Linked DNA regions of Mus musculus: region 1 is linked to region 2. A link is a loop called in an ENCODE intact Hi-C map of the cell type or tissue named here. Cell type or tissue: heart. All regions are shown on one strand. Each heading gives the region's core, and the rest is flanking DNA. Links, peaks and the distances in the headings are about the cores only.

Region 1 (8,627 bases), core at 337-8,336, 560 kb before region 2:
AAGATATTGTACATTTCTAATCTTGTTATGTAAGTCTTGGAACAACCAAAACCTGAAGGGCTGGAGGTGGTCCCACTGCTGGCCTGCAGACTTAGGTGAGTGGACATTCCAGTCTCAAGCCACCTTGTCATTCTCCTTGGAGATGCATTTGAAAGTCTAAAGGTCCATTTCAACTTTCCAATGCCCGCTGTCTCCAGAGAACTGCATCAAAACACTATCTGTCCAATAAACGCTCTGGCTTTCGGAGATCACACAGACCTCCCCCAGATTACCCAAAGCCAGGGATTTCCCTGTCTGGTGCCAATTTATCTTCTCCCATAAATCAAGAGTTAGCCAGTGCCACAATTTTCTCCACCTAATCCCTGCCATCCCCTCCTCGGGAATGAGAAAATAACTCCTCATAAGAAATACCGAGAGTCCTTCATGGGACGCTGATGTCTGGATTCCCTGATCCTTTAGGGGGAGGTGGCCCAGGAGGGTGAAGAGAGACAAACACCAGCGACCCACTCCTTGCTCCACCATCTTTTAGCTATGGCAAGCCTGTGTAGTCGACACACTCTGTGATCCTGCTTCTCTATCTGCAAAATGGAACGTAAGTCCAGGGAGTGGAGTAAAAATTTAATTAGAAAGCATCTAGATGCTGGGAACACAGGCGAGGTCTGCTGCCATAGTCATGGGCTTGAGGAGGTTTAAACTATTCCCAAGAAGCATTTTGAAGTGTATGACGTAGAAACAACAACAACAACAATCTTGACAACTCTTTCCTTTCTCAAAAGAACCAAATTTCCTAAATTAGAATTGAATCGAAACTACATTAGTAGTAACTGACAAAACTTTGCCTCCCTTGGCCGCCTTTGTCTTTTAACCTTTATGACCATGGACCGCCATGGTGGTTGGGGACGTCACCCTGGAGAGACAGCTCGACAGTTAACAGCACAGGCTGCTCTTCCACAGAACTGGATTCCAGGTCCCAGCTGTTCATAACCATCTGTAATTACAACTCAAGGGGACCCAATGCTTTCTTCTGGCCTCCTTGAGTACTTATATGCATGTATGCGCACACTCACACGCACAACTGTTTTGAAAAGAAGGCCAAGAAGGAAATAAAACTAGAGAAGTTGACAGTGAAAATACCAAAACAGTGAGGACAGACACAGCAAAACGCACTTTCAACCAAGTAGAATATTACTTGACTTTGGAAGGGAATATGATAAAATTAAGAATAGCAATAGAAGTTTAAAGGAAGTGTGTGGGGAAGGGAGACAGGCTACTCTTAATGAACGCACAGAGCCAGCTCGTGTGAGCAGGGGCTGGGTGCGGTGTGACACAGACTGAAGGTCTGTCCTTAACAAGGGAACTAGCTATTCCGTCTACAGTTATAACTAAAGGAGAGCCAGCCACCACCTCGAATTGCTCAGATTCACTTAAGTCACCTGGCCCGCTTGCTGACAATACTTTCCCTCTCTTCGCCTACTTTGTCTTTTAACCTTTGTCACCATGGACTGCCTTGGTGGTTGGGGACATCAACCTTACTGTGTGGGGCACAGCAGAGGAGAAAGCCTGGAGAAACCCAGTGAGACACCAAAGTCAGATGTGCTGTGGAACCTAATCACCTCTTGCTGGGAGGAGATCGGGGTAACCCTGAAAACCATCTATATTTTCAAGGGAGGAGGGGAGGAATTTACACATAATAAACCAACACCCCAAGTTTAAGCGGACTTAGATTCCGGGTTGATCATTTCCTCTGCTGTTGTCTTAGTCAGGGCTACTATCCATGACCAGGCAAACTGGGGAGAAAAAGAGTTAATATGGCTTACCCTTCCATCAGTGCTCCTCATGGAGAAAAGTCAGAACAGGAACTCAAACATGGCAGAAACCTGGAGGCAGGAGCTGATGCAGAGACCACAGAGGGTTTGCTCAGCCTGTTCTCTTATAGAACCTAGGACCTCCAGCCAAGGGATGGCACCACACACAATGGCCTGGGCCCTCCCCCATTAATTCCTAATTAAGAATACGCCCTACAGACTAGACTACAGCCTGATCTTATGGTGGCATGGTCTCAATAGAGGGTCCCTCTTCTCAGATGACTCTGTCCAGTGGATACAAAACCATCCAGCACAGCTGTCTAGCCCTATTCTGAGTCCCAGGATCCTCAGTAAGACCCTCCCAATTCTTTACTGTTTCAATAATTAAATCCAGAAATGCCTTAGAAATATCACACACAGGGGAGGATAAAAAGGAAGGTAACAAGAAAGGAGAAGAAGGGGTTCATCTGAGACATTCACGTGATTTCATAGAATGTCGTCACATGACTGCTTCCTGGCCTCCCTCCTAGACACTTTAGGACAGTTTCTGTTGCTGTTCTGCTTCTGCACTTGCTGTGGAATTCCATGCTTGGCTGAAGACTGAAGCTGGAGCTAAGGTTGCCTTGAACTTTGTGAGCAAGCTGGCCTGAAGTGAGGACCCAATTCCTTCCATGGCTGTTCCCTGAGCTGAGCCAGAAAGTTATCATCCTGTCTCCCAGCGTCCTTCTGGCCATTTTCTCCACTTTACACGGTCTTAGGAAGGACAAAGGGATCAGACATCTACCATCTCTCAGCTGTCACAGGCCAATACTGGGAGCAGCAACCTTGAGGCAGGGATACTGTTCCTGGTGGAAGGAGATCCTGGTGGCTCTAATTACCTGCTGGTTGGCTGCTTTGCATCCCCACTGGTTGGTTTGTTGTTTATTGTTTTTGTTTTGTTTTGTTTTGTTTTGTGTTTTTTCCCCTCTGACTTTTGTGGTTTATAGAACTGTGTCTATCCAGTTTCAGTTCCTATGCAAATGTGGGAGAAGCACGTGGTCTTGAGCATGACCAATCAGAGCTTCTTATTCTCTGTCACATGCTCACCATAGATGATGGAAGGGACTGTGTCTGCAGGATGAGGAAACCATGAGGTTCATGAGGAATGGGGTTGCTGAGCTCTGATGGCCATCTTGCCAGTGTACAATGGGAGACAGAAAAGTGGGCACTGGATGTCCTAATTCAATCACGCCTTACTCAGGCTTTCAGACACATAAGTCAATCACCTGTCTTCAAAGCCAGCTGAGTTTTTTCCCCTGGAACTTTGACCCTCAAGATATCCAACCACACGCAGAAGTGCCCCCTTTATCCATGAGGGTTCTACTCAAAAGTGTCTGAAACCATGGGTGACACCCAACCCTATCTAGACTGCTTTACCTCTATATACTTTCCTACGATACAGTTTAATTCAGAAACTAGACACAGTAGGGGATTAACACAAAGCACATTTCTAACAGGATAGTGTACAAAAATGTCTGTGGATGTGCTCTCTCCCCGGTGTCAAAACACAATAATGTACTGCATGCGTGCGTGCGTTCTCTGTTGCCAGTATGGCGCGCCATCCATAAAGGCAAAGCTGTCAGCAGAGGACTGCTCCTGTGAAGCATTCTGAACAACACGCCCTGTCCTCACAAAGCAAACGTGACTTTAACAATTTTCATGCGAGGTGTGGACAAGGAGACTTTTCAAAAGACGCACACTTGGTTCCATGATCACTGGAAACTTTTTCCGAGTCCCGGTCTTTTTTAGATTCTCCCGATGTACCCCGGGATGGTCCTAGACTCCACGCTGTTCAAGTCTATACTGTGCAACAAGAGGAAAAACAAATGTATAAACTCCATGTGCCAGGTAAGGAAAGTGTGGGTGAGAGAGAACTGACCTGCCTGAGGCTGGTAGTCTGGGAAGGACCCCCTACTGGAACAAGGGCAAGCGAATACCTGGGCTGCTATGGTTACTCCTCTCAAGTCCATCCCCCTTCTCTCCATGGAGATGGAAAGGTGGGTCCCAACCCTCACAGGTGGCAGGAAGTGTCTCTATCTCTCTCTCTGATATCTATTCTATTTTATGTATATGATTATTTATATGTGTTTTCCCTGCATGTATATATACCTCGTGTGTGCCTGCTGCCCTAAGGGTCAGAGGAGGGCATCTGATCCCCCTAGAACTAGAGTTATGGCTGGCTTAGCCATCATGTTTGTGCTGGGAGGGAACCTGAGCAGCCAATGTCCCTAACCACTGAGCTGCCTCTCCAGTTCCTCCCGCTTCCTCTGTTTCTGTTGTTTTCTAATACTGTGGGTAGAGTTTAGAGCCTCACGAATACTAGACGAGTACTCTACTAGTTAACTAGACCCCCCCCCCACCACACACACACTTCATTTCACTTTTTATTTTTGAGAAAGGGTCTCGATAAGTTGTCCATGTTGACCTTGAACTCTGTCTGTACCAAAGGCAAGCCTTGAACTTGTCATCCTCAGGTTTCTGCCTATAAAGCCAGAGTTTGGAATTACTGGATGATGCCACCATCCCTGTCATGGGGAGGAGACTTTCAACACAAATACCAGCCAGATCACCAACACTGAGACCCTCGCCTTCTGTGTCCTTGAGCTGCCCCAACTTCAAACACCTTCCCTTACTGCCTCTCACCGACAGACTGAGGATGGCTCTTTCCACCAAAAGCAACTGTTTTCCCTCAAGCTGTGAGTCCCTTTTTTATTATGGCGGCCACCTCTCTTTGGCTGTTTCCTCCTATATGTAATGGGGTTATCCGAACGCACAGTTCACAGAACTTCCACCAATAAATCAAAAGTGGATTGAATGCTTCACAAGTGTTAAGTCAACAGCCACACAGGTACTCGTTGCTGCTAGAAGACGCAGTCTACAGTGTAAGGACTTTGAGCACACTGTCCACCGGCCTCCCGTTCCTAGCTGTTTTCGGGTTCCTACTCATGCCTCACTGGCTACTTCATAACTTGTCTCCTCCATTAACCTTTACCTCAGCAGAGGATCCTATTTCTCCCTCTCTGCTCTGGGTTCCACACCTTGGATTCTGGATTCTCTCCTGATGCACCCATCCATCCTTTAAATTAGTCAGGCTTACCTCTTCCAGAAGAGCTGGCTCCCGCAGGCCATCCCATCCCCCCCTTTTCCATTTGTGATGGTTCCCCTCCAGTATGCCTGGTGTGGAGGCCAAGGGCTTTACGGCCAACCAACTCAGGTTTGAGATCTGGCTCTGTGCCAGGTCACTGTGAAAGAGTAACTTAGCTCCAGCCTCAGCTTCTATATGTGTGAACTTTGTGGCAATCGTAATGTTTAGGGCTGGAGAGGTGCGGCAAGTCCAGGAGCATTATCCTGGTCCACAGGGGAAGCCAGGCCCTGGACAATATAATTGAGTCTTTGCACAAGCACTGAGCTCATTGCCTTCCCTACTGATTGTTGCCTGAGGCGATTCCCATCTCTGTGCTTTCCTCTACTTTCCCACATGCCTGCTTAGGGCCACACGGTGGCAGCCTATCCAAGACAGAGGAAGCTTCTGGTTGCAGAATAGAGATAAAAGTGACTTGAATACGAATATATATATATATATATATATTCACCCAGATACTTATTTTTAATTTTCCTCTTTTGGTGGTGAGTGTCGGGGATTATTCATCCTTTCCCACAGGTTCCTGTCACATGTGTGGGAGCTTCCTACCTGTACACGTTAACCAGAAGCAGAGTGAATCAGCCCAGGGCTTCACGGTGTTATCTTTGAGAAACATGGCTTATATATTTACCCCTCTTACTGGAATAGTTATCCCAACAGTCAGACTCCAGCAGGAAGCCCACTGGGTGTGGCGCCCGTGTTAAGGTGTCAGGAAGTCTGATGTCTCTAAAGTGACCATCTTGTCTGAAAACTTTACTGGGAATGAAAAATCCTTATGTCCTGGGAAACCTCCCAGTCCCAGGCAAATGTGGATGTTTGGCTTCAGGACGTAGGTGCTGCACTCCTCTAAACTTGGTGTGTGGTTCTTCCATTCTCAGCGACACAGGCACACAAAATGCTCAACGTTTGAAAGGATCACAGACAACATTCTGATTTCAAGGCATGGGGTGAACAGACTAGGCTTGCCCATCGTGCTGGATTGGTGGGGGAGAGATCGAGAACTCTGTGCCCTATCCTCAGCTCTTTCCCAGGTCTCTCTATCTCCTTGGCACGAAAGAAGGAGGGGTGTGTCTTGGGTTTCTAGACATTACCGCAAAGGGGCTCCCAGAACACAGTGACCCAGAGCAGTCTGTGAGGAAGCAGACGATCTCACTTGAAGGAAACTTTCAGCCTACTATTTACAGACAGTTAAGGTACTCTGCAGTCCACACGCTGTCTAGTTGAGGACTCTTTGGACAGAAAGCTACACAAGTACCGTGATGTCAGGTCGGAAGACAATCGCTTGGGATATCCTTAGGGCCAGTGAGAATCAAGCGAATAATGTGGAGCCAGGGCTGCCTTTCTGGAATGGGCCTCCTAAAGAAGTCAGGGATTTCTCTAGGACCCCCCCTAATGCTCTCCCCACTTCCAACTTCCAGCTGCCTGCCCTCACAGTTCACTTTAGCCTGACAACCTTTCTGCATGTCTCTTTTGTGAACAAATCCTGCTGGAGCAAACTCTTGCTTGCCAAACTAATGGACATTTACATTGCCAAAGCCCCGAGCCCAGGAGGCTGCAAGACACACCACTGCATTCAGGGGTTTTATTAGAAAGCTCTCCTGAAAACAGGAAAGCTTTGGAAAACACCGAGGAAGAATGGCCCTTTGACAAAGCCAGGGAGAGCAGGCAAATCCAGGCATGAATGAATAAGCTAAGTATGTATCTTTAAGAAATGGTCTTTTGTTGTTGTTGTTTTGGGTCTACAAAAAAAATCTAACAAAACTCTTGTTAGAGAGGGAAACTTTTAAAAAACTGCCTTTCCAAAACAAACTCCACAGGGAGTAAAAATAACTGCAAGAGAGGAAGGAACCAGCTCAAGTCACTCTTGAGCCAGACAGAATTACAAACTTGGGGGCAGCAAACTGCTCAGAGGATAGCAGCAAGGGCTTTCCAGTCTTCAGGGGACTGTGTGCACTTGTAATTAGAGAGGACACAAGACAGTGAGGGGTGACAAGTCTCAGCTAACCTCCCGCCTGTGCTCTGGTTAGAGGCATTCTGTATACGAGGCTCTGTATGCTAACCAAGCTGGGCAAACACGAGAAGAAGTAATGATAGGACAAGCAGACCTTCACTTCCGACTAAGCCTCCTAAACCCAGCTGAAATCTCCAATCTGGACTGCACTGAGTGACTGTGTGAAGCCACAGTGGAAATAGCCACACCAGAGTTTCCGTGATGGGCTGGTGTACTAAAATACTATCAAAATCCTTTCATCCTGTGTATATAAAGCATAAATGAATTATATCTTTATAGACTTAGGCCCTGACCCAAGACATCTCATGTATAGGCAAAGATTCCAAAATTTGTCCCCATTGCAAATCCCAACCTATGCCAATCTCAAGCACTCTGCACAAGGGATACTCCGTCTGAGTTTCTAAAGCATCATGAGCAAAGTATACAGAAAAGGAGAGCATTAGTTCCTGTCCCGTGGCCGCAGAAAAGTGGGAGAAACTAAGCTGAAAGCCAGCCAGTGAGAGTCTGAGCCTGATCCCTAGGCTGCCAGACACCAGAGCTGGACCCTCAATAAATTCTACACCTGTCCCAAGCTCAAATCCCCTTCTTATAAGAAATGAGAGGTCAGGTGGGGTGTGCTCCAGTGCCTGCTTCACCCAATACTCCTAGGAATAAGTACACAGCTGACACATTAGAGGCACAAGAGGCTAAGGAGAGTAGCCTGGAAATGTAAGTCTACACTGCAGACCCTTTCCATGGCCACCCTTCTGACTGTTTAAAGGTTCTCGTGAGTGCTCTGTTGTCACACCAAGCTGGAGGATTCTTGACTCAGTTCTGCTAAGGATGGGAACGGGCGGATCTCCGCTGATGAGCTGACCACAGGCCAGCAGACCAAATCACGTAAGTCAGGTGTCCATTGCAGGTGCATCAGGATGTTCGTCCTGTGACCTTGGGAACATCTGGGTCACGGTCTCTTCTTCTCTACTCCTTCAGACAACCGAGAGGCAGTACAAGAGGCTGCATGCGGGACAGGGTAAAAGTCTCCAGCACGGAGTTAAAAAGGTTTACAGGAAGCTTTCATTTCTATGCTGGATACCTTCTGGCTTGTTCTCAATGACTTGGTTCTTGGAAGTGCTCTAGATTGGATTTCTTTCCTGTCTCAGCCTTCGTCCACCTCCACCACCTACTGTCCAAAACTACCTGCAGCCCTGAAAGCAGTAATTTCATTGATGGGTCTAAACCTGAACATTTGTAGCTAGGTTTTTGTTTGTTTGTTTGTTTGTTTTTCCCTTTCCCCCAAAGCATCAGTTTCTCACTTGAACCCGACAGGCAACTAAAGGCAAGGTGAGAATCTAACATCTCTTCCTTCATTTTGTGTCCATCTGTCTCCTTTGGCTGAAACGACCGTTTTTTGTTTTTTGGGTTTTTTTCTCACTTTTTCTCAAGTCACCTCGGAGTCCCAGAACAGAGGACCCTTGGAGAACAGACACTTCACCGTGAAGATGACAGCAGTCACCCATGATGGTGAGACCACAGACTAGCAGAAAGGATCTTGCAGAAACCAGATGGATCCCATCAAACCATGACAAAGGATCCCTGGAACCAAGAACAGCTATCTTGATCAGGACTGCTTAGTTATGCACACCTCTTG
Region 2 (8,627 bases), core at 304-8,303:
TTAACAAGAATTTGAATCGTGTATAGAGCTCTTAACTGCCAGAAAATGCTAAGGGACTCACATCGCACTACTTTTTAAAATGATCTGAGGATGAGGTGATTCTCCACTAGCTGATAGTAGAAGTCACCTGGGGAAGCAGCTCAATATTTTTTGATGTGCCCCTCATGTGATGAATCAGAATGGGACTTTTTGTAAGGACAATGCTGATGAACAGCTAGGCTGAGAGCCGCTGAGCTACAGAGGCAACGGAGCTCAATGACGTGGTAGAGCATGCGTGGTTGCTTCGGTGTAAAGTTCTCAGACTCTGCCGCACATTGAATTCATGGAGGGATTTGCAAAACTTACTGATGTCTGGAAGATTCAGATTTAATTAGTACTGGGTATAGTCTGTAGGCATCAGGAGTTGCAAACTCTCTAGTTAAGGTATTTTTAAGATGCAGCAAGGTTTGGAAAGCACTCTTTTGGGATGAGAGCTGACTAATGACTTTTGTGGGAGTAGAAGTGAAGCCCAAACTTCTAACCAAATTAAGAAACAAATGAGATATTACTTTTCAAGCCTGTTCACCTACATTGGCTGGAAGACTCAAATTTTATGAATGGGGTGTCACTGTTGAGGATTTTAACCTGGCTCTGTTTGCAGGATGCATGTTAATCCCTTTCCAGGAATTCTGGGGTGCAAATCATAGTTACACAGATCTTTCCACAGCAAAGCACCTTGAGTCACATGTAGTGATGGCCATATAACAATGTCTGTGATTGAACACAGGTACAACAGAGGGCCCACACGTTTAGAAAAGAACTGAACAAGCATAGTCACGGAGTACTGCAGCCAGCGTAAGGCCACAGTGATGCATTACTCATGTGTCTGTAGTGATGCTGGGGAAACCAAACCCATTCTGTCTGTCATATAAATGTATCACACATCCAATGATGCACAGTGCTTCATACGTGATAATAATAGATGATCATGTCTTGGTTTATGTATTTACTATACTACACTATAGTGGTTGAAATAGGTTTTGCCCCCATAGATCTATGTGTTTGAATGCTTGGGACATGGGGAGTGCTACTATTAGGAGGTGTGGCCTTATAGGAGGAAGTATGGCCTTGTTGGAAGCAGTGTGTTACTAAGTAGATGGGCTTTAAGTTCTCCTATGTTCACGTTCTGCCCAGTGTGGAATAAAGTCTCCTCCTGGCTGCCTTGGGGGACACAGTCCCCTTCTGCTGCCTTCAGATCAATATGTAGAACTCTTGGCTCCTCCAGAACCATGTCTGCCTGCATGCTGCCATGTTTCCTGCTATGATGACAATATACTCCAAAACTGTAAGCCAGCCCCAGTTAAATGTTGTCCTTTATAAGAGTTGCCTTGGTTATGTTGTCTCTTCACAGCAAACTAAGGCATACACTTTCTATAAGTAGTTTGGACTGCACTCCTATTCATTAAATAACAATGATGACAATAACAGCAGGTGTTGCAGAGCTGGTTACACATACACATACACACACACACACACACACACACACACACACACACACACGGGGAGTGGGGGGGGAGACCAACTACTACTGGGCTGGAGAGATGTCTCAGCAATTAAGAACCTCTTCCAGAGGTCCTGAGTTCAATTTCCAGCAACCTCATGGTGGCTCATGACCATCTATAAAGCCATCTGATGCCCTCCTCTGGCATGCAGGTATACATGCAGATAGAACACTCCTACATTTAAAAAACTCATAAATACATACATACATACATACATACATACATACATAAATACATAAATATTTTAAAACCTAACAACTACTGTTCAAGAATGGGTGTGGCTTGGTGGATTCACCAACCTAGCACATACAAAGCTCTTGTTTCAGTCACCAGCACTGAAAATGAAAGTGTTTGGAAGTTACTGAAGCGCAGACACGCTTTAGACTGCCCACAGCACTACGCATCACCGGCTTCCCCTGCCCTCCCTCTTCCTGAGATAGGCTCTCATTAAATAACTCAGGTAGGCTTAGACCTTGTAAATCTCCTGCTTTGGTTCCCCGAGTGCTGATACCATAGGCATTTTTTTAAAACCATTGACCTTCCCTGTTTACATCATGAAAGCGCATCGCAGGATTGAGCTGGGGGATGCAAGTTGCATAACTGCATTCTCTGGTGTTCGTGCAGTGGCACAACTGACACAGTTCTCGGAAGGTGTTTACATTGCTAAACAGTTCATGACCATGGAGTAAAGAAAACTTGAAAACTACACACTGACTTAACCAGACGCCATGCTGCATTCCCGGGTGGAGACGGAACCAAGAGGGAGATCTCAGCACCAGACGGACAGGAAAAGAGGACAATGTCAGCCTCCAGCCCCACTCCTAGAAGACAAAGCACCACTCGAGCATTGCAAACGTAAATGCAGTGATAAGGGACAGTGGCCGTTCTCGCAAATTGCTAAATGCACACGGATCCTGGAACAGTTTGTCCTCTAACATTTAAAAGCTTACTCGCCCCCAAGAGATTTCTTAGCCCTGAGCTAACACAGAGCAAAAGGAGCATAACTTTAGTGCCAAAAGCTCACACGTCTGAATTTGCCAAGAGCATGCACTGTGGGAGGATGTGGGCCCTTCCCCCAGCTGCTTGGGAAATCTGAGCGCTGGGAGAAGATACGACTGTCAGAGAAGATAGCCGATGAGTTCCAGAACTTCGTTTCAGGGAACTATTTCACAAGACTGACCGATTTATCAAAAGCGGTCACATAATACAGCCAGCAGCCCACAGTTTATCGTGGGTGGTTGATGGGATTCATCTGCAATGAAGCAATGGTCTCAGCATCCTGCCAGGTAGTGGGGTTAAGTACAACTAGTAAAGAATGACTGGAGCAAAGGAAAGGACACGTCTACTAACAGAACGGTTTAAAGTTTTATCAACAAGGCAGGGAGGGTGGGAGTCTAGATGGTCTGTACAGTGTACACCATACCCACAAAACAACGCCTCCCCATTTTCAGAGTGGGAGAAAGAGTTGGAAACCCAAAACATCATTGTTCAGAAGTAAACCGACCTTTCTCTAGTATTTCCCGTAGCTGTTCTTGTGCCTTCTTGCTTGCTCAGGGACCTTAAGGGCTCTGAAATGATATACTCAAATGTTTTCTGGTTGAGAAAATGAATAGGACATACACCGGATTGGTTTGAAAAAATGTCAATAAGTCTGTCCGTGACCTTGATAAAATATTAGAAAACTTTAAGTTCTTCGAGTACAGCTCTTCCCTTGAAGAGAATGCAATACTCAGAATTGGTATTTACATAGTGAGCATATTTCTTAGCCAAGGATTCATTGACTTCTGGGCCTCTCCAACAGAGCTAGTTTGCATACTACATTCTCTAGTATATTGAAAATGCTTGATAGAGCTGGATGTCCAGCACAGATAGAATGTGAGGGACGCTGGGTTTCATCCTCAATATACCAAGAAACGAGGAAAGGAGAGTAAAGGAAGGAAAGGTGGAAGGAAAAGAAGGAAGGAAGGATTACTGGGATTGCAGAAATAATATCACAATATACATTTTTTAATAAGAAATATTGGTTTAAGTAAAGGAAACCTTTATTGCTTCAGTGAAGGAAGCAATTGAACTTCTGGGCTATCAAATACTACCACATACTTCCCTGGAGTATAGACCAAAGGCTACTTAATTAATAAATGTTCAGCATATATATCTTTTGTAAGAAGCTTTGCTTTGTCAAAGATTCAAGAGGTTAGAGATTTAATCTGCATAATATTAGTGAGGTGTATTTGTAAAGTTATTTCTTCACATTTAACTTTAAGTCCTTGCATGTCCCAGTCACTATGACATTACTCGGGAAGAAGAACTGTAGTGAGCAAAATAGATAAAGCTCTTCTCTGGGTTCAAAAGACTTACAGCTTAGTGCTGAAGGCAGACGCAAATTACCACAAACAACTCATGTTCTGAAGGGCAAGGATAGGGTGCTATGAATCGCACGTAGGAGGTAAGCCCTAGGCTAAGAACCCAGGAAAGGGTCCGAGAGGGAATGATAGTTAAACTGAAAGATAGTCTTAATAAGAACAACTGCTTATTGACATTATGCCAAAAATGCTTGCCCGTTTAAGTTCACAGCTGCCTGTTAGATTGGATGCTTTGATTATCACCAGGGGTTTAGATACTTAGAAAGGCTCGCACCTGTAATGCAGCACACACTTCAGGTCCGTGCTAAATCCAGACCATCTCTTTCTTTATTATTTTTCATTTCATCCTATGTTATAACATCTATATTATAGCATCTCTTTCTATATATATTCTTAGCCATTGGTCATCTGGCCTCTTCAGCAACAAAGGATGAGGCAAATGAATTAAATAGAAGGAGAGAAAAACAATTCCAGTTAGGGTAGAATCATGGTCAGATGCCTAACATTGGATGTTACTGGTGTGTGTGCGTGTGTGTGTGTGTGTGTGCGTGTGCGCGTGTGTGTGTGTGTGTGTGTGTGTGTGTGTGTGTGTGTGTGTGTGTGTGTGTACACGTGTATGCACGGGCACTTATCTAATCTAAGGGACACCAGCAAGTGTTACTTGCTAGAGATACTTCCAATGGCAGAATCTAGTTTCTAAGACAGAAAGATGCTTTCTTCTTATAAAATATTTGCCAACACTGCCACCTAGTGCTAAAAGGCAGGAGGTTGCTATGAACGGAATTACAAAATAGTACTAGGTGCTTGCCTGGTAGAATTGGCTTCAATTTCTATGTCTAATGCCTATTTTTTCTAATAGTTTTTCCTATAAATAAAATACATTATATAGACATTGAAAGAACAATGCTTAATTTCATATAAGAAAAACAAAAAACTCAGGACTGCTAAAACAATCCTGCTCAATTAAAAAAAAAAAAAAAAACTTCCAGAGATATCACCATCTGTAATTTCAAGCTGTACTACAGAGCTATAGTAACAAAAACTCCATAAGAACATACAGGTTGATTGATGGAATCACAAAGACCCAGAAGTAAACCCACACACCTATGGACACTTGAATTTTGACAAAAAAGCCAAAATTATTCAATGGGGGAAAAGCATCTTCAACAAATGGTGCTGGTCTAGCTGGAAGAATGCAAATATTCCGTGGGAGGAGATACAGAGACAAAGTGTGGAGCAGAGACTGAAGGCATGGCCATCCAGAGACTGCCCCACCTGAGGATCCATCCCATATTCAGTCACCAGACCCAGACACTATTGTGGATGCCAACAAGTGCTTGCTGACAGGAGCCTGATATAGCTGTCCCCTGAGAGGCTCTGACAGTACCTGACAAATACAGAGATGGATGCTCTCAACCATCCATTGGACTGAGCACAGGCTTCCAATGGAGGAGCTAGAGAAAGGACTGAAGGAGCTGAAGGGGTTTACAGCTCCATGGGAGGAACAACAATATGAACCAATCAATACCCCCAGAGCTCCCAGGGACTAAACCACCAACCGAAGAGTACACATGGAGGGACCCATGGCTCCAGCAGCATATGTAGCAGAGGATGGTCTTGTCGGTCATCAGTGGGAGGAGAGGCCCTTGGTTCTGTGAAGGTTCGATGCCTCAGTGTAGGGGAATGCCAGAACAGGGAAGCAGGAGTGGGTGGGTTGGTGAGCAGGGGGAGGAGGGATGGGATAGGGGGGTATTCAGAGGGGAAACCAGGAAAGGGGATACCATTTGAAACGTTAATAAAGAAAATATCTAACATAAAAGTAAATACATTTTTAAAACTCAGAAATTAAAAAGAAAGAATAAAGTCAAGACTACAGTGACAAAAATGCAAATAGATCCATAGCCATCACCCTGCACAAAACTCAGGTCCATGTAGATCACAGGCCTCAACACAAAGCCTGATACACTGAACATCGGCATGGAATTCAGAAGACAACTTCCTGAAGAGAACACCAACTCATGCAGGGACGAAGAGCTACAATTAATAAATGGGACCTCATGAAAATAGAAAGCTTCTGTAAGGCAAAGGACATGTCATAAGTCCAAAGGGACCTGCCCCTAGAGGCATTACAGGTGTGGCTGCTTTGTCACATGTGCATCAGAGGGTGGCAGAGAGGAGAGAGGCGATGTCTATCCTCAATGTTCTGACCTAGGCACATCTTATTAGAGCCGAACTTTCTTTGAAAAAAAGGGGGAAGGGGGAAGCCTGAGACCACCACCAGTCCAGCATCAGGGACAGGGAACTAGCCTGAGACCACCACCAGTCTGGCACCAGGCAGGCCTGGACAGACTCTCATGTTGATGTCTGAGGGCTGTGCAGAACTGGCCCCACCCTTCACCTGGGCATCATGGGAGAGCTGGCCCTAGAGGCAAGAGAGCAGAAGAGCTGACCCGACCCTCTGCTACCAAGCTGCCGTACACCAGCCTTATTGGAGTAGGTGTGGCTTTGTTGAAAAAAGTGTGTCATTGTGGAGGCAGGTTTTGAGGTTATATAAGCTCAAGCTATGTCCAGTCTCACAGTCTCCTTCTGCTGCCTGTGGACCACATGTAGAACTTTCAGATCCTTCAGCACCATGTCTGCCTGCGTGCCACCATGCTTCCTGCCATGACAATAATGGACTAAACTTCTAAAACTGTAAGCCAATTAAATATTTTCCTTTATATGACTTGCCTTGGTAATGGTGTCTCTTCACAGCAATGAAACTTTAACTAAAACAGTGAGGTAACCCAAACCCAGAAAGACAAACATGGTATGTTCTCATTTATAAGTGGATATCAGTCATAAAGTAAGGGATAATCATACTACAATCCAAAGACTGAGAGAAGCTAGGTAACAAGGAAGGCCCAAGGAAGGATGCCTAAATATAACTGTGAAGGGGAGCTAGAGTAGACATAGAGGGTAGATGGGGAAGGGGCCTGGATTGAGGGAGGGCAGTGGAAACAGGAGGGTCCAAGTGGGAGAAGGGGAGAGAGGAGAGAGGAGAGAGGAGAGAGGAGAGAGGAGAGAGGAGATAGAGAGAACTGGGAGAGCTCAACTGGAATGGGGGGTTGCATCTCTGGGATGAGTTAGAAACCCAGAGCAATGGAAACTTGCAGAAATCAACAAGGGTGCCTCAAGCTAAGAACCCTAGCACTGGGAGCTATGGAGCCTAAACCAGCTATCTACTGTAACCAGGCAAGACTTCCACTAGAGAGACTGGGACACCAGCCCAACCACAAAACCTTCCACCACTTCCATTCATCCTGCCTGTAAGATGTGCTGGGGTAAAGGTGGGATAAATTGTGGCAGTGGCCAACCAATGACTGGTCGAGCTTGAGACCCATGCCATGAGAGGGAGCCCACCCCGACACTGCGTGGAGAGCTAGGAGCCAGAAGCTAGAGAGCCCAAAGACTTAGGATAGAATCAAACATAACTGGCAAATGAAAAAAAAAGTCAGTGAAATGATTCCTAATGATATTCTGCTCTACTCATAGATCGATGTGTAGCCCAACTGTTATCAGAGAGGCTTCACCCAGGAGCTGATGGAAACAGATGCAGAGACCCACAGCCAAACATAGGGTGGAGTGTGGAGAATCCTGCAGAAGATGCAGGTGTTGGGGGAGGTTGTAGGAGCCAGAGAGGTCTAGGACACCACACACACACACACACACACACACACACACCCCACAAAATTAACAAACCTGAGCCAATAGTGGCTCACAGAGACTGAACTGCCAACCAGGGAGCCTGCAAAGGACTGACCTAGGCCCTCTGCACACGTTACAGTTGTAGAGCTTGGTCTTCATGTGGGACTTCTAACAGCAAGTGGAGGGGCTGTCTCTGACTCTGATGCCTGCGCTTGATACCCTCTCTGCATCCAGGGTTGTCTAGCCTTAATAGGAGAGGAGGTGCCTGGTAGTACTGTAACTTGATATGGCACGGCTGGCTGATGTCCGTGGAAGGCCTGCGCTTTTATGAAGAGAAATAGAGGAGGAGTGGAGAGGAGGGAGAGGGGAGGTTTGGGAAGGGGGCTGGGAGTAGAGGAGGGAGGGGAAACTGTGGTAGGGATGTAAAACACACACACACACACACAGTAAGAACTAGGCCAACTGAACTCTCTCTCTCTCTCTCTCTCTCTCTCTCTCTCTCTCTCTCTCTTTCTCTCTCTCTCTCTGGAAAGCTTAGTGTGACCAGTTCAAGACTCTAGAGAGGCCTTAAGACTTGAGATACTGCACTTTGACTTGGGTCAAATATATTAGAGAGGAGGCTCAGTATCACTAGGTAATATGGTTTGTTTGTTTGTTTGTTTGTTTATGTATGAGGATTCTGTGTTTTATGCATGAGAATTTGGGCTCATACTAGACCAAGAGCTGCAGTGAAATCTACAGGAATGTGGAATGGACGCTGGAAAGTGGGTTTATGCAGAAATACAATCTTGTAAGTAGACATAAGTAGAATCAATCTTGTAAACAAAAAGTGAGAATTTTTGTGTTTTATACACATAAGCAAACTAAAAGTTATGCTCTCTTCTCAGCAAGTGAAAGTCATAATGGGTGTAAACTTGTCAATCTTAAATCTAGTGTTCGTTGATCCTAAGATTATCTGGGGGAGTGGGGAGAGGGAAGTCAATTTAAATGTAGCCAGGAGGTTGTCTGAAACAGGGACAAGGAAAAGGATTACCCA

The links. Hi-C counts contacts between places; a loop is a spot of excess contacts. Peaks named below come from ENCODE experiments on the same cell type or tissue, not always from the same donor. Only the 100,000 strongest peaks of a DNase experiment are listed, where the experiment ranks them.
Region 1: it touches region 2 in a loop (4-fold over the local background); 19 of 42 quality-filtered maps call a loop at or near these places.

The regions. Positions count from the first base shown.
Region 1 is chr11:35,404,491-35,413,117 of GRCm38, reverse strand. The region is part of intron 4 of Slit3 (slit guidance ligand 3); the gene reads right to left. Among named protein-coding and RNA genes, the nearest start is that of Gm46277, 120 kb to the right of the region's middle. In heart, for the core only: a CTCF peak has its summit at 5,326 (motif pointing right); a DNase peak (open chromatin) is centred at 5,167; H3K27ac peaks cover 1,948 bases; H3K27me3 peaks cover 558 bases.
Region 2 is chr11:34,839,742-34,848,368 of GRCm38, reverse strand. Gm22022 (a small nucleolar RNA gene) reads left to right here and starts at 6,015; the gene lies at 6,015-6,141. In heart, for the core only: a CTCF peak has its summit at 4,663 (motif pointing left); a DNase peak (open chromatin) is centred at 2,608; H3K4me3 peaks cover 967 bases; H3K27ac peaks cover 729 bases; H3K27me3 peaks cover 232 bases.